Linked DNA regions of Homo sapiens: region 1 is linked to region 2. A link is a loop called in an ENCODE intact Hi-C map of the cell type or tissue named here. Cell type or tissue: MCF 10A. All regions are shown on one strand. Links, peaks and the distances in the headings refer to the core of each region. The heading gives the core; the rest is flanking DNA.

Region 1 (16,058 bases), core at 7,753-11,752, 59 kb before region 2:
CAGTTAGCATGGAGTTGTCCTGTGTTTGTGTGAGTTTCTCTGGGGGATCCTGGTAAGAAGGCAGAGGGTTTCCCTGGCAGACCTGTGTCTGTTCTGTGCCTAGGGCTGCCAGATGAAATACAGGATGCTCAGGGATTGCACCAGACATTCTTGGACTAAAAATAATTTGTTTATCTTAAATGCAAACTTAATTGGGCATCCTATATTTTTTGTCTGCTAAGTCTGGCAATTCTGTCAGTGCCACAGTGTGTTATAGAAGCTGAAGACCACAGGAGACAGGGTCATCAGGGCCAGAGGAGCAGAGGGGATCCGTCTCCAGAAGCAGCCTTCAGCCCCCATCGTAGTTCCTAAGCAGCCCAGGGTCTTGAGTCTGCAAACAGAAGACGGTATCGGCACAGCCATGACAGCAGTACGTCTGCAAAGGGCAGGATGTGATCACAATGCGTTGGCATTTGTGGAACAAGACTCTGAGTCTGCAGAATTTAAACCGTTTTTAATCTTTCACAAAAGTGGAAATGTAGTCATAGCTTAGAATGTGATGAAAAAAAACCCCAAAAACTGAGTACTCTACCTGAAGTGAAAAACCTTCTGAACGTGGCTGTGTGTGCTGTTTGTCCTATAGTGGCAGTCACGGTGGCCCAAATTCACAGAATTGTGTGTGTCACTCCTAGTTTGCAGATAGCACCAGCTAAAAACACAGTTAGGAGATATGGCCTATAATTGCCATTTGTTCTGGCTCTTAGATCATCTTATTTTTATTCCGATCTTGTTCCAGAGATGAGATTGCTGGCTGCACCCAGCCGACACTCAATGATTCACTGTGAAAAAAGATGGCGTTTTCGCTTGCCCTGTTCCTAGGCTTAGCTTCCATTGCCTCTGCTTGTCAGCAACAGCTGTTGGCCCCTCTGCCCTTGCGGGACCAGCTCCTCTGGATGAGCGCTTTCGTCTTTGTCCGACCCTCTTTCAGGACAGCAACTCCCACTTGGTGTTAAACATCATTGCTCATAAATAGAAGTGCATTTGGATTAGCTGTGGCCAAGGTCCATCTGGTCTCTTTCCTTCTGCATAGAGTGATGAATTGGCTAAAGGACAAGAAGGGAAGGGTAGAGCAGCTGGTGAGGCGGTCACCACAGAACCAAGCCTTGTCTGTGTGCGATGCAGGTTTCCTTGTGCAGAATGAGCTTGAGTGACCCGGGAGGCACCCTCCCCTACAGCCCCTTGGCCATTGTGGGAAGGAAAAGCAGATTCTAATACAGGACACAGCAAACATCATGTTTGTCTTCATGTCTGCAAAGCATGCTGGATTTGTCCAAGGAAAAAGCAAGTAAAAATAGAGAAAAAGGAAATGAGCACTCATTTTAGAAATAATGCTTTTTTTTTTTTTTTTTTGAGACGGGGTTGCCCAGGTCTGAGTGCAGTAGCGTGACCACAGCTCACTGCTGTCTCCATCTCCCACTGCACCCAGTGAGACAATGGCTTTTTTTTTTTTTTGAGACAGTCTCACTCTGTTGCCCAGGCTGGAGTGCAGTGGTGTGATCTTGGCTCACTGAAACCTCTGCCTCCTGGGTTCAAGTGATTCTCCTGCCTCAGCCTCCCGAGTAGCTGGGATTACAGGCATGTGCCACCACACCCAGCTAATATTTGTATTTTTAGTAAAGACAGGGTTTCACCATGTTGGCCAGGCTGCTGTCTCAAACTCCTGACCTCAAGTGATCTGCCCGCCTGGACTTCCCAAAGTGCTGGGATTACAGGTGTGAGCCACCGTGCCCAGCCGAGATAATGTATATTGATGAGTATGTACACATGTGTGTATTTTTTCTTTTAGCTAGTGACGAGTCTGGCAGGCCATAAACACTTAAGGGATCAATAATTTAATAATAAACACAAATGGAATTGTTGCAGGCATAAAAGAACAAAAATCTGCAAATGGAGGCCTGGGAGAGGGCAGGCTCTGGGGGAGATGGGAGCCAGCTGTCAGTAAAAGCCTTCACCAACAGGCTTTTGCTCTGTGGCTGCAGTTCCCTTTCCCAGCAGCCCCGAGGTGGGTCTCCAGGGAGCCCTCCACAGCAGCCCTTCTGTGACCTCATGCGCTGATGGTTGTCTCAGCTACAGGAGTGGAAGGCGCAGCCAAGCAGCCGCTGGTATTTCTGTGTTGCATATGGGCTGGGGTCCCTCCTGTCCTTCTCTCCTACACGATCCCAGATCTGATTTCTAATGGTGTTGTATTTCCTCCCTAAATCATTTTTCAATAGTATTTTTGTTCTTCTGTGGGATACAGAAGAACTTTTTTTTCCTATTGCAATAAGGACAAGTAAACAAGTCAGAAGCCTCAGAAGACCTCAAGAGAGAAATCACAGCCTTCAATTCCTGGTCCCTTTCTGAAACCTCAGCTCTTGATTCACTTAATTTCAAGGAGAATTGTTTTATGACTACGCCAAGCTGACCCAAAGACCCCTGGGAAGCACGTGGCCCATCAGAGGGAAGGGCTAGGCCCTGGGGCTGGAAAGGATGCAGAGCCTGTTTTCAACAATTACGTCTACATTTTCCAAGAGATTAAACCGATTGGAAGCCAAGCATTGGAGAAGAGATCTTTTGTCTTCCTTGGCAACATTTCTGAAATCTACAGATAGGGATGAGGAAGTGAGGCACATTTTTCATCTGTTCCAACAAACTGCCAATGGAATGGCTGACATGCCATTTTAGTGTATGTCATCTCTCCCGTGTTCCGTCATCACTGAGGGTCAGCTGGGCCCTGCCCTTGAATACAGCACAGGGCTGGTGTCATGGAGCCGGCCTTCCTTACACTAATGAACCGCAGGAGCCTCCCCTTGTCCCTTGCCTGGGGGGAACTAATGGCATTGCAGGGCAAAGGCTCAGCAGGGACCCTGTAGATAGAGGATAGATCGGCACCCAGGCGTCTTACAGGGTGGACCCCATGCTGGCAGGGTGGGAAGCCAGAGAAAAGAGGCTTGGAAGAAGCAAAGGGAACTCTCAAGAGGGTGCAGAGATGAACGTGGCTTGCACCTGGAGAATTCCCAGCCAATGTGAGCTTGACGCCCCTCTCCTTTCCACCAATCAGATGGCACTACCACCTCCTCCTAATTCCTCTACCAATGAAAACTAGGTTCCTTTACCTTATCCACCAATCAGGGCTTTGGACAAAGAATAATCTTATCAAACCCCACATGGATTCACACGCATCTGGTAGCTTGGTTGTTGGTAAGTCTCTGCATGGCAAGCTGGGTCTCCAAGTCTTTATTGTTATGCTTCTATCGTTTGGAGGCAGAAGGGGAGATGGGAGAGCTAAAAGCCCAGGTCCCTTTCTTCCCTGAAAACCCTGAAAAAAGTTTCTGCCTATGTGAAAAAGAAGGGGTTTAGTGGACAGTCATCATAAGCCAACAGTGATATGTGGGCGTCATGCTAATGCCGTGGCTTAGGCTGCACTGATACACATTTATCAAACCAATACATTGCCAACGGAATGGCTGACACGCCGCTTTAATGTATGTCATCTCTGTGTTCGGTGAGCGCAGTGATGTCCTTCAAGGAAGGACTTGTTGCCTTGGCTGCTGCGCTGCCATGAGCGGGGCTCTGACTATGGTGAGATTAGCTGGTGACCTCGCACCCGTCATACCAGTTGGGCTGTAATGACTCCTAGAGACAGTCGCTCAAGATAGCTCTGTGTGTTTGTTTCATAAATAAGCTCCATGGCAAATTCGCATTGTTTTTCCCCAAATAAGCAATTCCGAAGGCTGGGCCTTCACTGAGAGCTTGCATCTCTGCATAAACTGCCTCTGGGCTTTGGGACCTGCTTTAGCTTCCAGGAGCTGCTCTTCAAGACCACATTCCTCCCCAGAGCAGCCCTGTCAACATCCAGGGACAGATGAAAGCCCGAGTATGAAGACCTGACCATCTCCCCCGAAATCAGGAAACTCTGAAGAGCATTCTAGCTCCAAAGATTCCTGTGGGTTGGCTGGGGCTGTCCTTGGACCTGTAGTACAGCCCAGGTCCTCCCACTGCCCACACCCGCTCTTGCCTCCTCTCTTACACAGGTGTTGGTCTGAGGGCACTTGTACAGGCTAAACTCCATCTGAGTCCGCTTCCCAGGAAAACCAGCCTGCAGGGAAACCATGCCAGTTCTCTGTGCTACTTGCATCTCCCTTGCAGAGCTGCCTTCAGAATCTGGACAAAGATTTTGGTCAATTTATAAAGTTTATTTTATTTATTTATTTATTTTTTGAAATGGAATCTCACTCTGTCGCCCAGGCTGGAGTACAGTGACGCGATCTTGGCTCTCTGCAGCCTGCGCCTCCAGAGTTCAGGTGATTCTCGTGCCTCAGCTTCCCCAGTAGCTGGCACTACAGGCACGTGCCACCACACCCAGCTAATTTTTCTTCTTTTTGTATTTTTAGTAGGGATGGGGTTTCACCATGTTGGCCAGGCTGGTCTCTAACTCCTGACCTCAAGTGACCTGCCCGCTTTGGCCTCCCAAAGTGCTGGGATTACAGGCGTGAGCCACCACGCCCAGCCTAATTTATAAAGTTTCTGTTTGTCACAGCTGGCTGAAATGTGATAGACATCTTCTGAAGGTGAGGTCATCTTCTAAGGAAGATGTTCAAAGGAAAACTGACTATTGGAAAGATAAGGGATGGGTGAGGGGTGAAATCAGGAATCTTGCGGGCAGATGGACGAGATGCCCTCTGTCAGACCTCTGAGGCCAAGCTAAGCCGTCATATCCCCTGTGACCCTCACGTATACATCCAGATGGCCTGAAGCAACTGAAGATCCACAGAATAAGTGAAAATAGCCACTTATTAGTTCCTGCCTCAACTGATGACATTCCACCATTGTGACTTGTTCCTGCCCCACCCTAACTGATCAATTGACTTTGTGACATTCCTTCTCCTGGACAATGAATCTCAGGAGCTCCCCACCAGCACCTTGTGACCCCCGCCCCTGCCCGCAAGAGAACACCCCCTTTCACTGTAATTTTCCACGACCTGCCCGAATCCTATAAAACTGCCTCACCCCGATCTCCCTTTGCTGACTCCTTTTACGGACTCAGTCTGCCTGCATCCAGGTGATTAAAAGCTTTATTGCTCACACGAAGCCTGTTTGGTGGTCTCTTCTCAAGGACGCGCATGACACCCTCCAGGGTCTAATCATACATCAAGATCTTAATATCCCAAGATTAACTGTACCCCAGATATCTAGTACCCTTCAGCATACATCCATCCCAGTGTTCTAAAATATCATGTTTATAATTTAACTACATAAGACAGGGTTGGCCAAGGTTTTTTTGTTTGTTTGTTTTTTGGTTTTTGTTTTCTTTTTCTTTTTTTTTTTTTTTTTTTTTTGAGATAGGGCCTCACTCTGTCACCCAGGCTGGAGTGTGGTGGTGCCATCATAGCTCACTACAGCCTCAACCTCCTGGGCTCCAGCAATCCTCCCGCCTCAGCCTCCTGAGTAGCTGTTATTACAGGCATGCATCACCATGCCTGGTTAATTTTTATATTTTTTGCAGAGACAGGGTTTCACCATGTTGCCCAGGCTAGTCTCAAACTCCTGGGCTCAAGTGATCCACCCACCTCAGCCTCCCAAAATAAATAAAAAAAAAAAAAAAGAAGAAAAAGAAAAGGAACAATCATACAGTTATAGAATTGTAACTGCTAAAGAAGCAAGCTAGTAGCCTGTTAAAATAATACTGCCTTCCTAAATCTAGCAGCTATGAATATATCCATTCTATTATATCCACTCTACATTAAGTAATCTAGGTAAGCTTAACATTGGCCAGAAGTAGAGCACACACGTGTGTATATTCACACATAATCTATGTTCACATACCCAAGAGACAAGGAGAGTTACTAGAATTAATAGGATAACTGTATTTTCTGGGAATAGTATTTAATTTAAGTATCCCCAGAAAATACAGTTTTTTTTTAAAAGACTGCTATGATGGCTTTGCCTCTTTTATTTACTTGATATTCATTTATTCATCCATTCAAACAATATTCTTTTTTGTTTTTTTTTTTTTTTCCTTTTTTTTGAGACAGAGTCTCGCCCTGTTGCCCAGGCTGGAGTGCAGCGGCACAATCTGGGCTCACTGCAAGCTCCGCCTCCCGGATTCATGCCATTCTTCTGCCTCAGCCTCCCAAGTAGCTGGGACTACAGGCGCCTGCCACCACGCCTGGCTAATTTTTTGTATTTTTAGTGGAAATGGGGTTTCACCGTGTTAGCCAGGATGGTCTCGATCTCCTGACCTCGTGATCCGCCCATCTCGGCCTCCCAAAGTGCTGGGATTACAGGCATGAGCCACCGCGCCCTGCCGAAACAATATTCATTGGTTTCCAGTTACATAAGAAGTGTTAAGTGTTGCAGTCATTGATTTGGGAAGAATGTGTCCTTGTCCAAGTCACAACCCCACCTCCTAAAGAGGAAGCATTTTGGTAAGACATGTAAGCTGTGCTGCAGTAATGCTGATGCCACAAAGCATGGGCGCCATCATCCCAAGGAGTAAGCTCATGCCCAGCTCCATCTTGGGCCAGCTATGTGACCTTGGACAAGTCACTCAACCTCTCTAAGCTCCATTTCCTCATGTGTTGTCAGGCCTCTGAGCCCAAGCTAAGCCATCGTATCCCCTGTGACCTGCATGTACACATCCAGATGGCCTGAAGCAACTGAAGATCCACAAAAGCAGTGAAAATAGCCTTAACTGACGACATCCCACCATTGTGATTTGTTCCTGCCCCACCCTAACTAATACGATATATTCTCCCCCGCCCTTGACAATGTATTTTGTACGCCCATCCCAAACCTATACGAACTAATGATAATCCCACCATCCTTTGCTGACTCCTTTTTCAGACTCAGCCCACCTGCACCCCGGTGAAATAAACAGCCTTGTTGCTCACACAAAGCCTGTTTGCTAGTATGAGATGTGGACGATAGTCACGACATTTACCTTATTTGGTTGGCATCACCATGTGGTCGCTTGTGGAAGCTTTTGCCCCTATCTTCATAACTGTTACGGGCATTCCCCAAAGCCACCCTGAATAAGTATGCAATCTAAGTCCAAGCACCATGTTTTCTTGGCACTTGCATCTCCCCCGTCCAATTAGACTGCAGCCCTTAAGCCCCTTGTGTATAGAACTCTGACTGCTGACTTCTCAGAGCAGTGGCTGAGGCTCTGCACATGTGTGAGCTCCAGGCGCCACACCGCCCCCGATGGACAGTCCCCTGAAGGAAATGAACCCTCAGTGGTCGGAAGCACCATTGCCCCTCTGAGTCCCTGACTCCGGCTCAGGGGACATTTCCCGCCAGTGTGATGGCGACTGGGTGTTTGCAGCCTGACCTGTCTACTCGTGGGAGTAGAAGACCCCTCAGAAGCAGAGCGAGCGGCCGAGCGTGGTGGCTCACGCCTGTAATTCCAGCACTTTGGGAGGCCAAGGCAGGCAGATCCCGAGGTCAGGAGTTCAAGACCAGCCTGGTCAATATGGTGAAACCCCGTCTTTACTAAAAATACAAAAATTAGCTGAGCATGGTGGCGGGCACCTGTAATCCCATCTACTCAGGAAGCTGAGCCAGAAGAATCGTTTGAACCCAGGAGACAGAGGCTACAGTGAGCCGAGATCACGCCACTGCACCCCAGCCTGGGAGACAGAGTGGGACTCCATCTCAAAAAAAAAAAAAAAAAAAAAGTAGAGTGAGCCCCGTTGAGGGCTGTGTGGTGAGGGAACAACTTTGGCCTGCTACAAAAAAGCAGGACAGAGACTGCAGAATCAAACTTTTAACTTAAAACTTCAGATTTAAACAACTTTGGAGGAATACATAAGCAAAACATCTCCCTCCTTTACCACAGAAATGTTTTACATATCCCTGTGGCCTCAATTAGTGTTTTTTCTTTTTTTACATTTGAGATATAATTCATATACCATAAAATTCAAAAACTTAGTGAACAATTCTGTGGTTTTTAGTATATTCATGTAACCTGTGTATAAAGTTTCTTCCCCATAGTTATAGTATGTACACTTTTTTTTTTTTTGGCTATTTTCTTCACTTTGCCTAATTTCATCCTCATATTCCTTTTTTCTTTTTTTAAGAGAGGGTCTCACTCTGTTGCCCAGGCTGAAGAGCAGTGGTGAGATCACAGCTCACTGCTGCCTCAGTCTCCTGGGCTGAGGCAATCCCCCCACCTCAGCCTCTTGAGTAGCTGGGACTATAGGCGCATGCCACTATGCCTGGCTCATTTTTGTAGTTTTTGTAAAGACAGGTTTCTCCATGTTTCCCAGGCTGGTCTCAAACTCCTGGGCTCAAGCCATTCGCCCGCCTTAGCCTCCCAAAGCGCTGGGATGACAGATGTGAGCCACTGAGCCTGGCTGTAACCTTTCTTTATTCATTAGACATTTGGGTTTTCTACCTTTCTCTCTATAATAAATGAATACTACTGTAAATATTATTGTACAGATAGACCTTTATTTTGAACTATTATTATTATTATGATTTTAGACACAGAGTCTTGTTCTGTTGCCCAGGTTGGAGGGCAGTGGTGTGATCATAGCTCACTGCAGCCTAAAACTCTTGGACTCAGGTGATTCTCCCACCTCAGCCTACCAAGTAGCTGGGACCATAGCTGCACGCCCCCACGTCTGGCTAATTTTTTAAAATTTTTGTAGAGACAGGGTCTCCCTATGTTGTTGCTCAGGCTGATCTCAAACTCCTGGGCTCAAGCGACCCTTCCACCTCCGCCTCTCCAATTGCTGGGATTACAGGCGTGAGCCACTGCACCTGACCTTGAACTTTTTACTTAGAAATACATTCAGAGGTTTTTGGATTACTGAATAAGGGGTAAGATTGTTTTAAGGCTCTTGTTTTATTATTTTCCTTCAAAAAGACGGAACCCCTGTAATAAACTGGTGACACCAGTGATGTTTACACGTCTGTATCCAATACTTGACCAGCACTGGGTTCATTATCACCTCCATTTATGCCGGTAGGTGTAAAATGGTACATGATATAATTTTAAATTTAATTTCTTTAATAACTGGAGAGGAAGCAAGCCTTCCTACCCTGTGATTTTAAGCATCTAAAAGGAAGCTTCATGTGGTAGACTTGCTCTCATCATATCACACTGCTAAACAAGGATCTACAGCGCCTAATTCTGTTAGATTCAAATCTAAACATAACACATAGTTGATGCTAAATGTCTATTTCATTGCTTTATGGCTTCTAAAATCTGAATATTTCCCCAACGGAGAGTAATCTGAGGTATTATGCATCATATATATATATATACATTTTTTTTGCAACAATGTCTTGCTCTGTTGCCCAGGCCCTGGCGTGCAGTGGCACTACCATAGCTCACTGCAGCCTCCATCTCCTGGGCTGAAGCTGTCCTCTTGCCTCAGCCTCTCAAGTAGCTGGGACTACAGGCATGTACCACCAGGACTGGCAATTTTCTTAATTTTTATTTTTCATAGAGACATCTCACTATGTTGCCCAGGCTGGTCTCTAACTCCTGGGTGCAAGTGATTCTCCTGCATGGCCTCCCAAAGTGCTGGGATTACAGGCGTGAGCTGCCACGCCCAGACCAGTTTTTCCATCTTGGACTCTCAGCTCCAAATTCCCCCTTTTGGACTACTCTGTGAAAATGGATCTGGACCTTTAAATATTTTTTTCCCGGGCTAGCTAGCACTGAAATCTTGCCAGTAGAGGGTGATAGAGAGACACGGGAGAAGGAGAAGAGGTTGACTTGCCTCTGGGTTCCAGGGTGCTCACTGGGTGGTTCCCCCAGTGCCCCGCTCCTACAGTGACTGCAGCCAGCAGCACCCAGGAGACGGAACCTCCCCGCCCAGCCCGGCGCCCGCCAGCCCTGGTGCCGTTTTTATAGCAGCATGCCTCTAGCAATCAAGACACCTGGCACCTCGGAGGGCCGACTTCCAGAAGGATTTGCCACAGGGCACCACAACAACTTCTCTGCCATTCAGAGTCACAGCTGCACAGGTCTGGATCTCCGCCTGGGGCCGGCGTGGGGGCTCTCTCAGTCCTGGGGCTGGTTCACTGGAGTTTTCTTTCTTTGTTACTAGCCAGCCCCTCATGGCTGTAATCCCTTGCTCTAGTAAATAATTCTTTATATTGAATTTTCTCTGTTCAAATTACTACGTGATTTCTCTCTCCGGACTGGACTCAGACTGATACAAGTATGGACCCCCTAGAAGGAACAACAAATGGAGCTGCCGTCTATATACACACGTGAGATGGAATTCGTGTTTTAGATCCTTTCCAACACCTGGCTGTCTCAGAGGGCGGAGGACACGGGTCCCACCTCACACGTGGCAGCCGGCCCTGGCGCAGGCACCTGTTCCCAGCTGAGGCAATCAGAACCCACCTGGGATTTTTTTTCATCCTCGAAGCCAACTTCTCTCCCTTAAACTAAAGCAGAAAGAGTGTGAGGATGTGACTTCAGAACTGCCTGCTCCATCCCTTGCCCAGGGGGAGGCTTAGAGTCTGATGGGGCTGGGCACCGTGGCTCATGCCTATAATCCTAGCACTTTGGGAGGCTGAGGCGGGCAGATTGCTTGAGCCCAGGTATTTGAGACCACCCTGGGCAACATGGTGAAGTCCTGTCTCTACAAAATATATGAAAAATTAGCCAAGCGTGGTAGTGCGTGCCTGTAGTCCCAGCTTCTCAGGAGGTTGAGGTGGACGGATGGCTTGAGCCCGAGAGGCGGAGGTTGCAGTGAGCATGCCGTGGCACTCCAGCCTGGGCGACAGAGCAAGAGTGTGATGGACTCGAAGATGAGAGATGGCAAAACAGAGAGAGACTCCTAATGTCATCTCCCACCCTTTTAATGAGACAGGATCTGCCTCTGTCACCCAAGCTGGAGTGCAGTGGCACAATCACAGCTCACTGCAGCCTCAACCTCCTGGGTCAAGTGATCCTCCTGCCTCAGCCTCCCAAGTAGCTGGGACTACAGGCATGTGCCACCATGCCTAGCTAATTTTTTAAATTTTTTTAGAGATGGGGGTCTCACTGTCACTCAGACTGGAGTGCAGTGGTGTGATCATAGTTTACTGCAACCTCAACTTCCTGGACTCAAGTGATCCTCCCACCTCAGCCTCCTGAGTAGCTGGGACTATAGGCATGTACCACCGCACCTGGCTTATTTTTTAATTTTTGGTGGAGAAGGAGTCTCCCTTTGTTACCCAGGCTGGTCTCCAACTCCTGGGCTCAAGTGATCCTCCTGCCTCAGCCTCCCAAAGTGCTGGAATTACAGGCATGAGCCACCACGCCCAGCCCAAGGCCGTCTTTGTGTTTCCAAATATTTTCAGACCAGTTTCGGTCTTTCCCCACCTATATTGTGGGGGAAAAAAAAGTAAAATGAAAAAATAAATTTTAAAATTAGAATTAAATGAAAAAACTAAAAAGTAAAAAAAGGGTATTCAATATCACATTGATAATTTACTCAATAATGAATCTTTTTATTTTTTCTTACCTAACCTAGGTCGATTTAGGTCTCTGTCTCTGGCAACTGAAAAGAGACCCAACAAAACATCTTACAGAGCACCAGGGCCAATTCTTGATGCGTCGTTAGATTCTGTGTAGCCAGAAAGCAGAAACAGAAACATATCCAAGCCAGGCGGAGGAAAAACTTTGAGGCCTGTTTATCCAGGTTCAAGACAATTTCTATTTAAAAAAAAAAAAAAGAAAAAAAGAGAGAAAAAAAAAGCTCATAACAGAATAAGTTCAGCTTCTCCTGAGTGTCAGAGCTAAGATCTAACGCCTCTGCTGGTTTCCATGACAACCACCAGCAGCTACAATCATGCCGAACCAAGAACCAGAGGATTCAGTAACTTTACCTTGATTCTGTGGCCAGATTATTGCCAATTTTAAAAGGAAATGCATAGTGAGCCCCTGTCTCTGTTGTGTCTTCAGTTGTCCCTTGAAATCTGGATATCTTGACAAGAGGCCAGGGCCTATCCTATCTCATCTCCCCAAGCTAGTGTCCTTCCCAGATGAATTTCTTCTGGCGCTGGTGAGATTACTTGGTGACCTAGTTCCGACTACACAAGTTATGCTGTCGTGATTGCTGGGGGTAATTGCTCAAAATAGCTCTCTGATTTGTTTCATAAACAGGCTCTGTGGCAGGCTCATGTCGTTTTTTCCCCAAAGAAGAGATTCCAGAGACGAGGCCTTCACTGAGAGCTTGCTCCTCTACCTCCTGTGGGTTTCAGGGCTGGGACGGGGGACACAGAGAATCTGTCTCTCGCGAATGCCAAGTTGAGGTCCTAGCCTGGCTAGGAACTCTTGCATTCCCCTTGCCTCGCTGTAGCCTCCCCTGGGAACAGACCTTCCAGGAGGGTCGCACCGAGTGATGAGACTGTTGCATGAGGCTCTGCAGTGCTTGGACACAGAACTGCACTGCGGCCTTCCAGATGCTCAGCTGGAAAACCCCTGAGAACCTGAGGCTTTTCTACAGCACATTAGAGCTTATGACTGGAGAGTGTCTACCGCCTGAGGGCAGGGATGAGATTTTACCTATCCTATTCACCTGCTTAGGTGCCCACTTCATCCTAGACTCCCTTCTTTTCCCTCCCTCCCTTCCTCCCTCCCTCCCTCCCTCCCTTCCTCCCTCCCTCCCTTCCTTCCTCCTTCCCTCCCTCCCTCCCTTCCTTCCTCCCTCCCTCCCTCCCTCCCTCCCTTCCTCCCTCCCTCCCTCCCTTACTCCCTCCCTCCCTCCCTCCCTCCCTTACTCCCTCCCTCCCTCCCTCCCTTCCTCCCTCCTTCCCTCCCTCCCTCCCTCCCTTCCTTCCTTCTCTTTCTTGCTTGCTTGTTTGCTTGCTTGCTTGCTTCAGGGTCTCACTCTGTCACTCAGGATGGAGTACAATGGTGCAAACACAGCTCACTGCAACCTCGGCCTCCTGGGCTCAGGTGATCCTCCTACCTCAGCCTCCCAAGTAGCTGGGATTACAGGTGTGTGCCACCAACACTTGGCTAATTTTTTCTATATTTTGTAGAGATGAGGTCTCACTATGTTGCCCAGCTGGTTTCAGACTCCTGGGCTCAAACAATCCTTCCTCCTTGGCCTTCCAAAGTGTTAGATTACAGGTGTGAGCCACCTTGCCCAGCCTTTGATACACTTCTTGATTGAAGGAAGAGAGCCAACTTTTATTGAGTACCTATTATGTGCCTGGTGCTTGCATGCATGTCATTACTTTGGAGGCAGTATTGCAGAGTGCTCACAGGCAAGAACTCCAGTATCAGAAAGACCTGGACTTAAATCTCAGTTCTCCCACTTACAGTACTAGCTGTGGAAACTTCACTTGTTACTTAACTTTCCTGAGCCTCAGTTTTCTCATCTGTAAAGTGGGAATAATAATAAATCACCTCGTCAGGTTGTTATGAAGATTAAATGAGATCATGTGTATAAAGCACACAGTAAACATTCAATAAAGTTAGCTATTATTATTCCAGTTATTAGCAGCCACAAGATATAGGACATTGTTATACAGGAAGTTTAAATCTTGAAAAGGAAAAGTTCTAGAATGTATAAGCCTGAATATAGCATCTCCTCAAATACTGTTTGGATCAGTGAAAATGCTATTGCCCATGGTGACTCACACCTGTAATCCCAGCACTTTGGGAGGCCGAGGTGAAAGGATCACTTGAGGCCAGGAATTGGAGACAAGTCTGGGCAATATAGCAAGACCCTGCCCCTACCAAAAATTAAAAAATTAGCCAGGTGCCATGGTGCACACCCGTAGTCCTAGCTACTTGGGAGGTTGAGGTGGAAGTATCACTTGAGCCTGGGAGGTCAAGGCTTCAGTGAGCTGTGATCATACCACTGCACTCCAGCGTGAGTGACAGAGCAAGACCCTGTCTCTAAGAGAAAACTAGAAAGTGCCATAGTCTGAGTTGTTGTGGGAAGTCCGGGACTCCGAACGGAGGGACCGGCTGGAGCCGCAGCAGAGGAACATGAATTGTGAAGATTTCATGGACATTTATCAGTTCCCAAATAATACTTTTATAATTTCTTATGCCTGCCTTTACTTTAATCTCTTAATCCTATTATCTTTGTAAGCTGAGGATGTACATCACCACAGGACCACTGTGATAACTGTGTTAACTGTACAAATTGATTGTAAAACATGTGTTTGAACAAATATGAAATCAGTGCACCTTGAAAAAGAACAGAATAACAGTGATTTTTAGGGAACAAGGGAAGACAATCATAAGGTCTGACTGCCTGCAGTGTCGGGCAAAAAAGAGCCATATTTTTCTTCTTGCAAGTAGGAGAGATATCACTAAATTCTTTTCCTAGCAAAGAATGTTAACATTAATACCCTGGGAAAGGAACGCATTCCTGGGGGGAGGTCTATAAACGGCTGCTCTGGGAATGTCTGCCTTATGCGGTTGAGGAAAGGACTGAGATATATACCCTGGTCTCCTGCAGTACCCTCAGGCTTATTAGGGTGGGGAAAAACTCCGCCCTGGTAAATTTGTGGTCGGACTGGTTCTCTGCTCTCGAACCCTGTTTTCTGTTGTTTAAGATGTTTATCAAGACAATACATGCATCGCTGAATATAGACCCTTAACAGTAGTTCTGCTTTTGCCCTTTGCCTTGGGATCTTTGTTGGACCCTTATCAGTAGTTCTGCTTTGCCTTTTGTCCTGTTCCCTCAGAAGCATGTGATCTTTGTTCTGCTTTTTGCCCTTTGAAGCATGTGATCTTTGTACCTACTCTCTGTTCTTACACCCCTTCCCCTTTTGAAACCCTTAATAAAAAACTTGCTGGTTTGAGGCTCAGGTGGGCATCACGGTGATATGTGATATCACCCCCAGCGGCCCAGCTATAAAATTCCTCTCTTTGTACTCTTTCTCTTTATTTCTCAGCAGTCTGACACTTATAGAAAATAGAAAGAACCTACATTGATATATTGTGGGTGGGTTCCCCCGATATCAGTGAACTGCCCTTGGTGCTCGGCTGGAGACTGTATATTCCGTGCTTACCATGTGCTGGGCATGGTGCTTGGCTGGAGACTGTATATTCCATGCTTACTGTGTGCTGGGCATGGTGCTCGGCAACATGGTCCATGACCTTATGAAGTTTAAAATCTTGTTGCGGAGACAAGGCCAACAAACATAACATTAATCAGCAAATCAAGGCAGGACGCATTGCTGAACTCTACTTCTGGTAGCAAGTGCTACATGAGTTAAGAGGGAAAAGTAATAACTCAGCACCCGTTATGCTCTAGCTCCTGGATTGGAAACACCACCTTATTTAAGTTTTCATTAATTCTATAAGGTAGACTGGGTGTAGTCATGTAAGGCATGAAGAAACTCTGACTCAGCGAGGTTCAGTGACTTCCCAAGGACACACAATTACTAAGTGGCTGAGTCGGAACTTGAGCACAGCCTCCTGGCTCTGAAACCCTGCCAGAATACATTCTCCCAAATCAAAGCAAGTATCATCAATTTTGTTTTATTTTCTTTCTTTTTGTTGTTGTTGTTTTGTTTTGTTTTGTTTTTTTGAGACAGGGTCTTTCTCTGTTGCCCAGACTGGAGTGCAGTGGTGCAATCATAGCTTACTGCAGCTGTGAACTCCTGGGCTTAAGCGATCCTCCCACCTCAGCCTCCCGAGTACTTGGGACCACAGGTGTGCACCACCACGCCCGGCTAATTTTTCAAAATTTTTTCATAGAGATGGGGTCTCACTGTATTGCCCAAGCTGGTCTCAGACTCCTGGCCTTGAGGGATTCTCCTGCCTCAGTGTCTCAAAGTGCTGGGATGACAGACATAAGCCACCATGCCCAGCCCATCAATCTCATTTTCTACAAGAGGAAGCAGGAGGTCAGCGAGGTAAGGGACTTGTCAGAGGCACGGAAATAGTAGCGGGCTGAGCTGGGGTTTGGGTGCAGGCCTGTCCATCTCATGATCTCATGATCGAGGATGCCTCTTACAGCCTGTCATGGGTACCCTTCCTTCTACCAGGCGAGGGACCTGGCAGTGCTGCATTGAGTCTCTGGAGCTCATTTGACAGATAAAGAAACTGAGGCCTCCAG
Region 2 (16,058 bases), core at 4,444-8,443:
CTGCGGATCGGGTTAGATCACAGAGCCGCACACCCAGGCCACATTCTTTTAGTAACCATCAGAATCGCTCTAGTGAGTTATACGTTAATGATCTGCTTTTTATTTTTGTCTGTGGTCAGACTAACGACATTTATCTGGCTGTAGTTCTCTTCTGCTGCAACAGCTTTGTTGATGACGTGGTTATTTATTATTTTGCTTGGTGTCAACTTTGTAAGGCCCCATGTTTTAATTTTCTCTTAGAATTAAAACCAGGAACATTGTCTCTTAAGGAATGAATATATTTCATTTATCAGATTTTGAGAATTAGCCAGCCCATTATATTTTTCTTTTGCCTCAATGTTCTTGAGAAACTCAATAATTAAATACTTAACCACTATGCCTGTATATTAGTCTTCATGGGTAATATACTTGATGTCCCCTTTTTCCTGGCTTGGTTTCCAATTTTTATTTTATACTTCTTTTTATTTCATTTTAGTAGTCTTGTTTTGAGTGTTTTATATGCTATCACAGAGGGTGTTTTGATAGTTTTTGTGTACATTCATTGTAAGCCACTGTTAATAAGCCTTTTGAAAGCTGTCATATTTTAAAGCAGAATAATTCCCATGGATCTAACTTCTTCCTTCTTTTGACAAGGTGTTTTTCTGTCACCTAGGCTGGAGTGCAGTGGCGTGATCATGGCTCACTGCAGCCTTGAACTCCTGGGCTCAAGCAGTCCTCTTACCCCAGCTTCCCTAGTAGGGTGGTAGTAGTAGTCCCTAGGACTACAGATACATGCCACTGCAGCTGGCTAATTTTTTTAAAAAAATTGGGGGCCGGGCATGGTGGCTCACGCCTGAAATCCCAGCACTTTCAGAAGCCGAGGTGGGCAGATCACAAGGTCAGGAAATCTAGACCATCCTGGCCAATATGGTGAAACCCCATCTCTACTAAAAATACAAAAATTAGCCGGGCATGGTGGTACGCGCCTGTAATCCCAGCTACTTGGGAGGCTGAGGCATGAGAATCGCTTGATCCCAGGAGGTGGAGGTTGCAGTGAGCCGAGATCACGCCACTGCACTGCACTTCAGCCTGGGAGACAGACTCTGTCTCAAAAAAAAAAAAGAAAGTGACCCTCCTACCTTGACCTCCCAAAATGCTGGGATTATAGGCATGAGCCACCATGCCCAGCCTCATAGATCTATTTGGTAATTGTGTCCTAAAGAGCCTCCCAGAATTCGGGTGAGCTCAATTGTTGCTTTATTGGGGGAGATTCTTACTGTCATCAGTTTTTAAATACTAGAAAAGATTTTGTCACAGTGAAATGTGAATTGAATATCTTCAAAATATTCAGTGTTCCAATCCTTAGACCTAATAGAGATAGAGTTTATGCTAGACTACTCTTTCTGATGGTTTACCTGGCCATAGCTACTTCGTAAGTCTGTGTACAAAAACATAATAAAACTGTTGTCTGTACAAATTTTCTGTGTCAGCTGTAGGCTTAGAAAAGCTAGTCCCTAAGTGAATACGCATTGTTTATTATTACTTACCCCAAATAATTTAGATGTTATTTTATTTTGCTTTTTACCATTCTCCTACTCTTTTAGGTACTTTGACTGCTGTGGAAAGTTTCCTGACTATACATTCAGGACCTGAGGTTGGTTTTTTGGTTTGTCTTGTGTTGTTTCAAGTTAATATTAAAAATATTTTGGAAATGATACATGTGTCTTTTAGGTATGTATAATTTTTAATGTGTGAAAGTCACCATGTTTAATTTTTAAAAAGATACATTGCCAAGATTACTTTGACTTGAAATATACTTTATTTTCTTTTTATTTTATTTTATTTTATTTATTTATTTATTTTTGAGATGGAGTTACGCTCTTGTCGCCCAGGCTGGAGTGCAATGGCATGATCTCGGCTCACTGCAACCTCTGCCTCGTGGGTTCAAGCGATTCTCCTGCCTCAGCCTCCCAAGTAGCTGGGATTACAGGCATGTACCACCACGCCCGGCTATTTTTTTTGTATTTTTAGTAGAGACGGGGTTTCTCCATGTTGGTCAGGCTGGTCTCGAACTCCTGACCTCAGGTGATCCGCCCACCTCAGCCTCCCAAAGTGCTGGGATTACAGGTGTAAGCCACCATGCCTGGCTATTTTATTTTTTTGAGACAGAGTCTCACTCTGTTGCCCAGACTGGAGTGCAGTGGTGTGATCTTGGCTCACTCAATCTCTGCCTCCCGGATTTAAGTGGTTCTCCTGCCTTAGCCGCCTGAGTACCTGGGATTACAGGCATGTGCCGCCACACCTGGCTAATTTTTGTTTTTTTTTTTCTTTTTCAGTAGAGTTGGTATTTTGCCATGTTGGCCAGGCTGGTCTCGAATTCCTGGCCTCAAGTGATCTGCCCACCTTGGCCTCCCAAAGTGCTGGGATTATAGGCGTGAGCCACTGCACCCGGCCCCTAAAATATAATTTCTTTTAAAAACAACTGCACAGTTCATTGTATTAGAATGAATTATCATGATCTCAACACTAAAGCATTTATCACTGGTGCACAGTAAATGTTGTTGGCCAGGAAAATTTTCACCTTAGTGCAAGTCAGCATAGTTTTATCATGCGCCTAACTTAGGTACTGCTGTGACCAAACAGAGGTGTATGAGGTGAATCTAGTCTTACTGAATCTACAGTGCATTTGGGAACGTAAGACATTGACGTTGGGAACGTAAGACATTGACGTTGGGAACGTAAGACAGTTGCATTTCTGGGAAAGGACCATGTTTTATGACAATACTTTTATGCTGATAGTGCCTAACCCAGTTCTAGGTCTGCACTGTGGCTTCAGAAGTATTTGTTCTAAATTATATTCATTCAACAAATATTGTATAGTGGTGCAAATGCATATAGTAACTGTGCAAGAGAAAATGACATGTAAATGAATAAGATGCAAACCCTACCTTTAAAGTGTAATAATTTAGTTTGGCAGGAAAGAAAAAAATGTTTGTTATTAAAGAGATCAGATGAAATACTGTAGGATTCTAAGAATGGCGAATACATCTAACTAAGAGTCCAGAGATCATGAACTTTCTGGAGAAGCTGGGATATAGCTGAATTTCAAGGGCTGGTGCTGTGGAGATGTGAAGGAAGAGGAAATAGTGTATCAAAGACAAAGATGGGGTGGGATGGAACGTGTTTAATAAGAGGAAGTACTTTCTTCATCTCGATTGTGGGTTCAGATTAACGTAAAGAGGTATGTAAAATATGCTAAAATTTGTGGTTACACAGACTCTTTAGTAGAGTATAAGTGTAGTAGGACAAGCCACAGACAAAACCCCTCAGACACCGAGTTAAAGAAGGAAGGGCTGGCCGGGCATGGTGGCTCACGCCTGTAATCCCAGCACTTTGGGAGGCCGAGGCGGGCAGATCACGAGGTCAGGAGATCGAGACCATCCTGGCTAACACGGTGAAACCCCGTCTCTACTAAAAATACAAAAAATTAGCTGGGCGTGGTGGCAGGCACCTGTAGTCCCAGCTACTCAGGAGGCTGAGGCAGGAGAGTGGCGTGAACCCGGGAGGCAGAGTTTGCAGTGAGCCAAGATCGCACCGCTGCACTCCAGCCTGGGCGACAGAGCGAGACTCCATCTCAAAAAAAAAAAAAAAAAAAAAAAAAGAAGGAAGGGCTTTATTTGGCTGGAGCTTCAGCAAGACTCACATCTCCAACAACTGAGCTCCCCGAGTGAGCAATTGCTGTCCCTTTTAAGGGCTTACAACTCTAAGGGGGTCCACGTGAGAGGATCGTGATTGATTGAGCAAGCAGGGGGTACATAACTGGGGGCTGCATGCACCGGCAATCAGAACGGAACAGAACAGGACAGGGATTTTCACAGTGCTTTTCCATACAATGTCTGGAATCTATAGATAACACAACCGGTCAGGTCAAGGGTCAATCTGTAACCAGGCCCAGGACGCGGCGCCGGGCTGTCTGCCTGTGGATTTCATTTCTGCCTTTTAGTTTTTACTTCTTTCTTTGGAGGCAGAAACTGGGCATAAGACAATATTAGGGGTGGTCTCCTCCCTTATAAGAATAAAAAGAAGTGGCTAGGCGCAGTGGCTCACGCCTGTAATCCCAGCACTTTGGGAGGCTGAGGCAGATGGATCACTTGAGGTCAGGAGTTTGAGACCAGCCTGGCCAATATGGTGAAACTCCGTCTCTACTAAAAATACAAAAATTAGCCAGGCATGGTGGCACATTCCTGTAATCCCAGCTACTCGGGTCATGGAGACAGGAGAATTGCTTGAACTTGGGAGGCAGAGGTTGCAGTGAGCCGAGATCGTGCCACTGCACCCCTGCCTGGGTAACAGAGCAAGAGACTGTGTCAAAAATAAAAATAAGTGATAGTGGGCCTGAGTAATTTGGGAATGCGCCATAGAGGCCTTATTGAAATTGGCTTTGAAAAGTGAATAGCATTTGGAAGGTCAAAGGCAGCAACTGGAACAAAGGCTCAGAAACAAGAATGAGAAAAGCATGCTTGGGACCCTTGGTAGCATGTGTTAGAAACCCAGCTTAAACCAACAAAACAAAAAAGAATCTATTGATTCATGTAACCAAATGCCTGAGAGTAAATCATATGGCTGGATCTAGATGTTCAAATGATACTGTCCGAACTCTTTTTTTCCCCTCTTGTTTCTCCCTTTTTGTCTCTTTCTTTTCTTCTGCTTTTCTTTATGTAGGCTCCGGACAGAGCAGGGAAGGTACTGGCATCCCCAAGTATACTTTGTAATAAAGGTTCATGATTTCTTGGGAAGAGCTACCCAGTTTATATGTCAAACAATAGAGAAGATTAGTCATTTTGCTCATTCTTAAGCCAGTTGATGTGACCTGGGGTAATAGAGTGTGAACCCAGAAAATCTGAGACAGGTTTCAGTTAATTAAGAAAGTTAGGCTGGGCACGGTGGCTCATGCCTATAATCCCAGCACTTTGAGGGGCCAAAGCATGTGGGTCACCTGAGGTCAGGAGTTTGAGACCAGCCTGGCTGTTAGAAATAAATTTTCAGTGCCGCAAAAGAAATAGCGCTGAAACATAAAATTTCTCAGCAAGGCAACTTTACTTCTATAGAAGGGTGCATCTCGTGGATGGAGCAATGGTGAGAGCACACCTGAACAAGGGAGGGGAAGGTGTTCTTATCCCTGACACAGGTAGCCCCTACTGCTGTGTCATTCCCCTTTTGGCTAGGGTTGGACTGCAGTCTAAGCTAATTCCGATTGGCTATTTTAAAGAGAGCAGGGGTACGAGGAAGGACAGTTACAGAACAAGTGGCTCAGGATGACTAAGAACAGAGCAGGTGACCAAGGGTGACTAAGATCAGAGCAGGTGATAGAGGCTAGGAGGGGGTTGTTTACTGAAACTAGGGTCAAGGAGACGTAAAGAACGAGGATGTTAAACTTTAAAGAACAAAGAACAGGGGAGCGGAACATAACTGACACATTGGTTCTTTGGAGAGGATCTCAGGACTCATTGTACGTAACAATTTACAGGCTGAAACCTTCGAAGAGGAATTTATTCTATCCTACAATTTCCCCCCTTTCAATTTTCTTGTTATTTCCTCTTCAAACTTTTTTTAACATGTCTTGGCTTTGCTGCTCGACTTTATCCTCTAAAAGAAAAAGCTGATCTGAATAGGGTGGAGGAGAGCTAAGGGAGGTTTTAGTTAGTGCTGCATCTGTAAGTCTTTGACTAGCCCACGGATGCACGGTATGACACAACACCCACCAAGAATGAGTACACCTGTTACAGCTGCAAGAGAAGTAAGAATTGAGGCTGAGTTCTTTCCATTTACCAAACCACCTTTCTAGCCACCCGGAGAAAGGGTTATCGGCTCCAGAATTTTAGCTAGTTCATGGGACAAAGCGGTAAGTCTTTGTAAGGCGCTCGTTGTGCTCCCAGTGGGGGTAGTGTTGTTTGGGATTAAGGTACAACACTGAGTTTCAATCATAACACAAACACCGCCTTTTTTGGCTAATATATCTAGGACCATTCTGTTTTCCCAAGCCATCTGGCTAGTGGGCCCCAATTGTTCTGCTATCCCTTTGACAGTATCCCTGGTGTAATTACTAAACCACTGCTGATTATAATAGATGTAATGTATCCAGTCTTTGTTTTTATTAATTGTCACCTGTAAAAATATTGACTTAAATCCTGCAGCTATTTGATCTCGAGATTTAAATTCATCTGGTTCTCCTCATGGAACTCCAGTAGCGTTTATATAAACATGGGGGTCAAAGGACCCATGTGGGGCACTTCTTTTATGATTTTCTTTTTTATCATGTTGACAGAATGCTAGGGTGGAAGGGATGGCCAACTGGACTAGAGCACAAGTGCTGCTCTAATTACTTGCAGAATACCCAGCAATAGTCCCCCGCAATACCACCACGCACCTGCTCGAGGATGAACAAGGGCAGACTGGTGGGTAAGCTCTGGAAAAGGCTTGGTTTCACTGCACCCTGTTAAGTCTCCAAGGAATGCTAACTTTTCCGTCTGCCGTGAAAGGCACGAGGTGAAGTTAATATCAGGCTGGAGGCCACATGGCCCTCGGGGGCTGACCCACAAGGCTCTTGACCTCAGGGAACAGCAGTGAAAGAGTCTTGCATGACTCATCGCCTCGGCTGTAGGGTTCTGGAAGAGAGCTACCACACAGCTCATGCCCAGTCATGAGAGAACCACCCAGGTGGAAAGGGGACAGTTTGGGTATCTGGCCTGCCTGTTGCACAAGCATAACCGTCGCTTTTGTTTAGCGTGCAAACAGAATATTTTATCCATTCCAGCCAAGCATTTGCATCCAGATACCCTGTTTCAATTGCTGTAGTTTGTTTTAAATCTTTAACCTCTACAGTAGCTACATAGGTTTTATCATTGGGTATATAATGAGAGAAAGTTTGGTTAGTGGAGAACTTAGACGAGGGAGAAGGGGGTGCAGGATGTGAGGAGGCAATGAAGTACATTTCAAAGGATCCTATGGGGTCCTTCCCTGAGACTTCTCCTACACCACAGAAATGGCCTAATGAAGGGGAAGAACTCTGGGGAGCAGCAGTCGTCATCTGTGCTGGATTACATTGGTTCAGCTGACCATGGGGAGGGGAAACTCCTTTAGTAAAATGAATGTATGGTTTTAAGAAGCTGCAAGTACTAGTTGGGGCCGTCCGTCCTTGCTCTTTGGTGTTTTATAGAGCATCGGACAAATTTCGGCAGAGAAGCTCTGCTCTAGGAGGACAAGATTCCCAGTTCATACTGGACTCTTTGTCAAAGTCCTCCCAAACTAACTTATCTCAGTTAACAGATTTCCAGTCTGAGGAGAGCTAGGAAGGATAAAGATACTTTTCTAAAGTGTAGATTTGCCTCTGGTTTGACAAATCTTCACAGGGCATCAGAAGGCAAGCGTCAAAAGTAATGGTTTGGGGTGAACTTGACCTAGTTACACTAGTAAAGAGAGGACTAGCAATAGAAGGGGAAAAGAAAGAGATGCAGTATAGGAGGTTCAAACCCATTTTCGCTTTAGCTTGGTTGGAGTTGGCCCTGGAATAGCTGTCCATGATTCTGGAGGGGGTGGTGCTCTTTGGACCCAGGTGTAATGAGTCCATCCTCTTTCTGCTGTTCGAACCGCGGTCTTGGTGCTTAGAAGCACTAGGTAGGGTCCTTCGAAAGCGGGTTCGAGTTTTCCTTCCCTTTAGCTTTTGACAAGGACACGGTCCTCATGCTAATGTTGGTGTACTGGAAACTCTAGCGGGGGGGTACCTGTGCTGAAAGACCTATAGTTCTGAGGGACGAGAAAGTGGAAGATAAACCAAACATACAATTTCTGAGGAACTGATCTTTTGTTTTGACTGTGGGAATGTCAGCAGTGGAGTGCAAACAGGGCAACCTATACAACACTTCGTAAGGGGATAAGCGAACATCTTTCCGAGGGGCAGTTCAGATTCTAGGCAGGGCAATGGGATGGCAGCTAGTCCATGGCACCCGAGTCTCTAGACTAATTTGGTTAGGTGGCTTTTTTAGAGTTTGGTTCATTCTTTCCACTCTTCCTGATGAAGGTGGGTGCCAGGGAGTATGATATTCCCATGTTATATCCAGTACCTGGGCTAATTTCTTAATGACATGTACAGTGAAATGAGTCCTATTATCTGAGTCAATGCTTTCTATTAATCTAAACCTGGGTATAATATTTTCAACTAATGCCTTGACTACATTACTAGCAGTTGTACTTGAAAAGGGAATAGTTTGTACCCAACGAGTAAGGTGATCTATTATTACTAATAAATACTTTAGACGACCAATTGGAGGCATCTCTGTGTAATGAATCTGGATACTTTGGAATGGCCTTAAGCCTGGACTCCTTCCCCCAAGGGGTAATCTTTTTATAGTTTGTTTATTGGTTTTCTTACATACTGAGCAACTGTCTGTAACCCGTTTGGCCGGGGTATAAATTCCTGTGCACCCATAAACTCTGAGGACTGCGTCACACATGGCGTGGGGCCCCCAGTGGGTCCCTTGACGCAGCTGGAACAACATTTCGCTCATAAGGGGTTTGGATAACATTTCTCTCTGGTCTGGCAGTATCCATTTTCCTTCAGAATTCTCTTTAGCAACTGTTTTTATTAATTTTTTAGACCAAAGAAACCCAAATGCCATTTTATATTTGACAATTAGCAGATCAGCTAAATGTCACCTTTCTATTAGTGTGCTATTAATGTTAAACTCAATTTTAATAAAACCTTTTAGACATATTTATCCAATTTTAATGTCTGACCATAAGTTTTTTATAGACTCTTTTTAACCCTTTATAATTTTTGTTAAAGAACAGGTTAGTACTTTAAGAAAAACCTGTTGTGCTTTTATTTTAATGTCCAGTTTACAGAAACTTTAACCAATATGTTTACACACAGAATTTCCTTTACAATTAACTTTTCAAACCTTGCTTAAACCTTCAAAACAATTTTTAACCTTTTAATGTAGGTAAAAATCCACATTCTTATGCCTCCTTATAATCCTTTTACCAAAAGTATATTTTACTTTCCTTACACACCTTGCACATAAACTGTTTCTTCAATAGTTTTACATTCAGGAGGCCTAATTACTTTTCAATTATATGACATTTCTTGCATAAATTCCCTTTTATAACATTTTTCACGACTTTCACAGACGACCTTTGACATGCCTTAACTTTCTGACTTGTCGTAAATATCCCTTTCTTTAAACAACCAGTTAATTTACTTTAGGACAAGAATTTACCATATAAGATTCTTTTTACATAAATTCTCCTTTTTTTTTTTTTTTGAGATGGAGTCTCGCTCTGTCGCCCAGGCTGGAGTGCAGTGGCGCAGTCTCAGCTCACTGCAAGCTCGCCTCCCGGGTTCATGCCATTCTCCTGCCTCAGCCTCCTGAGTAGCTGGGGCTACAGGCTCCCGCCACCACGCCCGGCTAATTTTTTTTTTTTTGTATTTTTTTAGTAGAGACGGGCTTTCACCGTGTTAGCCAGGATGGTCTCATCTCCTGACCTCATGCTTCACCCGCCTCGGCCTCCCAAAGTGCTGGGATTACAGGCCTGAGCCACCGCGCCCGGCTAATTCTCCTTTTTTTTTAATGTCAAAGATGATAACCATTCTTTTCCAAAGCACACTGCCTTCATGTCTGTGGACTAGACTGCCTGAGGCCACAAGATTAGAAGTTAGGATCATACATGTTAGACTTAACTTTTAGCAAACTTTACTTTTGTTGAAAACCTTGTAAGTTTGGGATTTTAATTATGTGCTAGGTGTAGAGCCTAGGACCTAGACAGAAGTGCAGATGAGGTCTGGCTTCTCCTAGCATTTAACTCCATGTGTCCTAGGTTTTCCCTAGCTGCAAAGCAGGCCAGTTGTACAGCTAAGAAACGGTAGTCTGTTTGGCTATCTGATTAATAGCTCTAAGTTCTTGCACTAACCAGTATGACCCATCTGGCTTCTTTACAGGCAGAATTTGAGTGTTATAGGGAGACATACAGGGTTTAAGCAGCCCGTCACAGAGAAGACCTTCAATTATCAATTGTAGGTTTTAAATTTACCCTCACTTTTAAAGGAATAGGGTATTGCTTTCTCTTTTCTACTTCCCCAGGGGTTTTTAATTTTTTTAATTTAACACGAATCGGAGGAATCTGTAACTTTCCTCGATTCCTGTCTTTTGACCATACCTTGGGATGAATGTGTTCTTTGTCTGCGGTGGGGAGCAAGTTTAGGGAGGGGAGGAATTTTCCCTAATCAATATAGAGGCGTAAGCCAAATTTTAGTACTAAATCTCTCTCTGATAAGTTTGTTCCTGCCTCTGGAATTAACAGAAATTTAATATGAACTGATTTGCTTTTATATATGACTTTTGTTCTTTTTCCCATTTGGGACATTGTCTTTTGAAGTGACCTATTTTTAATTCGAAACATTTGTTTTGTCCTCTTTCTCTCCCTTTGCCTCTTCGTCTGTGTCTCTGTCTCTCTCTCTCTCCGCCTCTCTGTCTCTTTCTCTCTCTTTGCCTCTCTGTCTCTTTCTCTCTCTCTCTTTTTCTTTGACTCTCTCTCTCTCTCTTTCTCTCTCCTTGACTCCTTCTGTTCCCTGTCAGTCTTTCTCCTCTAGGATTTTTTTTCTCTACCTTTGAGTCTCCTGGCTTTACTCTTTCATCCTCTTTATGTTGCCTGGAGAGTGGGGGTCTAGGTTCTTTACAGGTTCTGGCCCCCTGGGTACTTTGTTGTATGGTAGACAGCAGAATTTTTGCTTTCTGCTTTTTTCTTCATCTCTTCTTACATACACTTTTTGGGCTTCTCTTAGAAGCTCTTCTATAGGTTTATCTTTCCAGTTCTCTATCTTTTGTAATTTCTTATTAATATCTGGCCAACTGTTAGTGACAAAATGCAGTTTTAACATTCCCTGCCCAAGAGGATCCTCGAGACCTAGACCAGCATATTTTCTCATTTGTTCCTTTAATCTAAAAAATTTTATAGGTGCTTCATCTTTCCCTTGCTGTACATAAAATGTTTGGGTAAGATTCTGGGATACTGATTCTTTAATCCCCTTTATTATCAATTCCCTAAGGTCCTGCATATTTTCTTGAGGGGCTGCATTGTTATTGTCCCACCTGAGGTTTTGGGCGGGAAATTTTTGATCCGCTGTAGGAACGTTTTGGCCAGAAGGGTGTTCACGTTCCAAGACTCCCATAGCAGTTCGACGGATCGTGGCTCTTTCTTCCCCCGAGAAGAGAGGAAAGGGAAGTTCTGAAAATCCTTTTTACATTGCTCTATCTCACGCTGAAGTCCTTTTAGGGAAGAGGACTTAACGCTCGTAGTGAGTGGGCTCCTGGGACAGTTCCCAGGAGGCAGGGTTATAAGGAGGGGGACAATGGGGATAGGAGAAGGGTCTGGGACAGCAGCTGCTTTTTCTTGTTTTTGGTCCTTTCATTATCCTTCTAGTATTTTAACATGAGACCTAGGGGGCACTCAAGGGGAATATCCTTGTTATCTTTGTCCTTCTTGGTCCCTGTCTTGCTTGGGGTATTTCCCATATTGGGTCCTGGTTAGGCCCCATCTCTCATCTTAGAGATGTGTCTCCTATCCTTTAGCCCCACCTGCTGGAGGCTCCTCGCATTCACACACACTTTCAACCCCCGCAGAGTATCCCGACCACCGAGGAAACGCTTGGCTGCTCCTGTGGTGTTTCTTACCTTGGTCTGTGCACAGAGTTACCTGGTCGCTGCGGTGTGTGATGATCCCTTTCCCCAGGTCGCCAGCCAGTTTCTTTCTGCATTGCTGAGAGTCCGGGTTTATTTGTCACACCCGGTGGGTCTTGATTCCTTACCCCTGAGGCCACTGCAACAAGGCAGCGGGGCATGCCTCCTCATGGGAGAGGACCAGACCCTTCACCAAAGGAGAATGGGAATCCCGGGCGGGCCCCCAAATTTGTTAGAAGTAAATTTTCAGTGCCGCAAAAGAAATAGCACTTGAACATAAATTTTTTCAACTAGGCTGTAGCAGGATAAGCTGCAGACAAAACCCCTCAGACACCAAGTTAAAGAAGGAAGGGCTTTATTCGGCTGGGAGCTTCGGCAAGACTCACGTCTCCAGCAGTCGAGCTCCGCGAGTGAGCAATTCCTGTCCCTTTTAAGGGCTTACAACTCTAAGGGGGTCCGTGTGAGAGGGTCGTGATCCACTGAGCAGACATGTGTCCGTTTCACCTAGGTTATCTAATTTGTTGGCATACACTTTTCATAGTATTCCTTTATACTCCTTTTTATTTCTATAAGGTTGGTAATAATGTTCCCTCTTTTATTCCTGATTTTAGTAGTTTGGGTTTTCTTTCTCTTTTTTTTGGTCTGTCTAGCCAAAATGTGTCAGTTTTGTTGACCTCTTCAAAGAACCAACTTTTAGTTTTGTTGATTTTTTCTATTCTGTTTCATTTATTTCCACAATAGTTTTTATTGTTCCTGGATATGAAATTAATATAAAAATCAGCTGTATTTCTGTATGCCAGCTACAGTTAGAAGGTGATTATTTTTGTAAAAAACACCATTTATGATAGCATTAAATAAATCAAGTACCTAAGAGTAAGTAATAGAAAGTGTACAAGATTTCTTTGAAGAAAACTGTAAACCTTTATTGAGGGACCATAAAGAAGACATAAATTGAAGGATCCAGCGTATTCATGGATTAAAATATGAATCCATTTTGTAGTTAATTTTCTTCAAATTTGTTTATAATCTCATGCAATTCCCATCAAAATCACAAACAGGTTTTTTTGTTTGTTTTGTTTCGATGTGCATCTGGACAAGCTGTTTCTAAAATGTATGTGGAAACTCAAAGGGCTGAGAACAGGCAAGATATTCTTGAAAGAGAATAAGGCAGAAAGACACTCTTGGAGATCAAGACCTGTTATTAAGTCAGCATAAACCCTTGACATATGGTAAAGGGGCTTTTCCTATCATTTTTCTTTTCTTTTTACAAATCCACTTTTACTGGTATTTATTTACTTTTCATTAGTTCAAATCCTTGAGGAGTACAGCATCACAGAGCCGCCGTGACTAGTGGCCTAAGCAGGACGGCTGCTTTGGAATTAGGCACACATTGTGCCACTGTTTCCGTGGGCACACGTTACCTTTCTCCACCTTACTCTGGTTTTGTTTGGTTTGCTGCCAGGAGTCAGTATTATTCTTTGTACACATAAGCGCATTTCCTGCCCAAATCAAATCTCATTTTATGTCAGCCATAAATACCTTCAGTTTTAAGAAGAGCTGTGTCCTCCCTTTGGTTCTGGAGATCCTGCTGACGGCAAAAACGGCCTTGGACCACAGCTTTCCAGGCATACTTGTCATTTAGAATTCCTCCTCCCAGCAGGCCTCCGGGCTTCAAGTTGGCAGGAACAGCAAGGGGGCTTTTCGGTAGATGCTGCTGGGACAATTGAGTATCTACTTGGAGAAAAAATGGAATTGGATTCATACTTTTGCACCCCGTACCAAAATCAAGTTTAGATGGATTGTGGATGCCCTCACGGTTGGGAATGGCTTTTACAAAAAGACAAAGAGGCATTAAATGTAATGAAAAAGTGATACGTTTGTGTACTTTTAAAATTGAGAATGTTTCCCAAAACACACGATTAAGAAAGTCAAAAGGCTAGCTGCAATGTAGGAGTTACTTACAACACGTGGTAAATCCTGACATCACAATTTTGAGCATAAGAAGCCAAACACTCAGTAATAAATCTTGCTTGATTGCATTTCTGTAGAGCTTAGAAACAGGCAAAACTAATTGTACTGTTTAGGGATGAATTCTTAGGTGATTAAACTCTAAAGAAAAGAATTTTTCTTGATTACTGTAAAGGCAGGACGGAAGGAGGGCCTTCTTAGTTGCTGGTTACCTGTAGTTCTTGACCTGGATGTTTACATGTACGTTGGCTTCATAACATACATGAATATACAATTTAATAAAATTGTATTAGGTACGTCTCTATATTTTTCTGTGAAACGCAAATAGTTTTTTAAATTGAATGTAATTTTTTCCTTTTCAATGGCTTAGTTGTATAAGAAAATATGTTTAGATTTTTAAAAAGCTGTTTTCTCCTGGTGTTTGGAATCTTTACATTTGTAGAGATTCACATAGGCCCTTTTGGCTAGGCTCAGATTGAGTAGATAACAAATCAAACCTTTAAGACTTTAGTTCTGTTGTAGTTTTAATAAAACAGAAGAAATAAATCTGTACCAGAATGAAAGTTAGATTTGGTATCTCTGCTTTTCAGTATCATCAAAGCTGAGATAGGAAAACCTGAATCTTTGGATGGTTTTATTGTTTCTCTTATTTTGTTTATTAACAATGAAAGGTACCTTCATATCTGCCTCCCACATATCCCTCTTTGAAAATCTTGTGACAGAATTAGTTTTGAATCTTTCTGAATTACTCTGTTGACCTAAACAATGTAAACAACATAGAAGGAAGGACATAATACAATTATGTACAATCAATATAATAAATGAAGTTTATTCCTGTAATAGAGAATTAAAAGGCCCACCTAGAGGTTGGGAAAGAAAGGTCAGTGCTAGGCCGGGCGCGGTGGCTCATGCCTGCAATCCCAGCACTTTGGGAGGCCAAGGCGGGCGGCTTGCCTGAGGTCAGAAGTTCGAGACCAGCCTGGCCAACATGGTGAAACCCCGTCTTTACTAAAAATACAAAAATTAGCCAGGCATGGTGGTGGGCACCTGTAATCCCAGCTACTCGGGAGGTTGAGACAGGAGAATTGCTTGAACCTAGGAGGCAGAGGTTGCAGTGAGCTGAGATCGTGCCATTGCACTCCCGTCTGGGTGACAAGAGCAAGACTCTGTCTCAAAAAAAAAAAAAAAAAAAAAGGGCCAGCGCTGTGATAGTAAATTCAGAGGTCGTGTCCTCTCCTGGGGTCTCAGCCACTCGTTTCTCGGTGGCGCTAGAGGTAAGGGTTGGGGAAGCTGTAAAGAGTATTGGTAGAATGGAAGGCACTGACAGCCCAAAGTCTCATGAAAGGATGAAAAATCAGTGAATAAATGAGAGTCTGAGTAAGATCAGGCAAATACTAAGGACTCTGTACTGGCTGTGATACCAAAAAGAAATCAAGGGATTGAGGAAAGCAATTAAAATACAAATCATTATTAGTGAACTTTAAATGTTTTAAACAATTATTTTACTAAGACTTCAGTAGGAAGACAGATCTATAACTTGGGGCTAGAGTAAGAGGTGTTGGAGGTAGACGGGGAACCAGGTGTAACAGGATGGAGAGATGGACAGTACACAGTGTATGTATGCATAAATGTGCACACGGACATATCCAGAAATGTTGAGGAATTTGTGTAGGATCGAGAGAGGATTAGGGTGGCTATTCCTGCAGATCATATGGGGCAGAAAAAAAAGGATTAGAGTGGCTGATCTTGAAGGAATATGGTCAATTAGTTGAGTAAAATTGATGAAGTAAAACTAAATAACTTATTACAGAATATAAAGAATGATAGGAGGGGAGAAGAAAGGGCTTCTCGGTGTAAATATTGGGTATGATCAAGCTAATGAATGTGACTGCTCCCTAGCTGGTCATGAAAATTCTCCTCAAGATTATTAAATCAGGGATTATGTCTTGTCCAAATATAAGTGAAATATTGTTTGTAACAATGATAAGTTACTTGGCTTTACATTTTAGTAACTACCCTTTCATGTTTCTTTAACTCTTGAAATATTTTATTAGGGGTTGAGCATTCATGATGGTACCTGGAAGTCAGCAATTTATGGTTTTGGAGATCAGAGTAATTTGAGAAAACTAAGAAATGTATCAAATCTGAAACCTGTCCCGCTCATTGGTCCAAAATTGAAGAGAAGGTAAATTAACTTAAAATCCATTTTTTATATATCTAGTCTAAGTATATTGTTGTTGGGTTGGCTATTAATAAAGTATGTTACTAAGAAAAGCTTGGAGACTAATTTGTAGTAAGTTCAGAATTGTTTTCACAGATAAATAAGATATAATTAATCCATTACCATATGCTTGAGATAAATAAGATATAATTAATCCA

The links. A loop is a pair of places that touch in the nucleus more often than their neighbours do. Peaks named below come from ENCODE experiments on the same cell type or tissue, not always from the same donor. Only the 100,000 strongest peaks of a DNase experiment are listed, where the experiment ranks them.
Region 1: a loop joins it to region 2, with 8 times the contacts of the local background. A loop is called at or near these places in 43 of 110 quality-filtered maps.

Annotation. Positions count from the first base shown.
Region 1 is chr1:246,679,967-246,696,024 of GRCh38, forward strand. LOC102724382 (a long non-coding RNA gene) reads left to right here. Exons shown (of 3, transcript XR_949364.3): 1 at 1-3,219; 2 at 10,187-10,248; 3 at 11,502-12,563. Among named protein-coding and RNA genes, the nearest start is that of SCCPDH, 36 kb to the right of the region's middle. RefSeq lists an enhancer at 9,868-10,388. In MCF 10A, for the core only: a CTCF peak has its summit at 9,704 (motif pointing right); a DNase peak (open chromatin) is centred at 9,735.
Region 2 is chr1:246,742,493-246,758,550 of GRCh38, forward strand. It overlaps SCCPDH (saccharopine dehydrogenase (putative)), which reads left to right. Exons shown (of 12, transcript NM_016002.3): 5 at 1,584-1,633; 6 at 15,734-15,864. It also overlaps the pseudogene RPL35AP6. Among named protein-coding and RNA genes, the nearest start is that of SCCPDH, 26 kb to the left of the region's middle. RefSeq lists a silencer at 11,530-11,680. In MCF 10A, for the core only: no CTCF peak of the experiment used is centred there; a DNase peak (open chromatin) is centred at 6,659.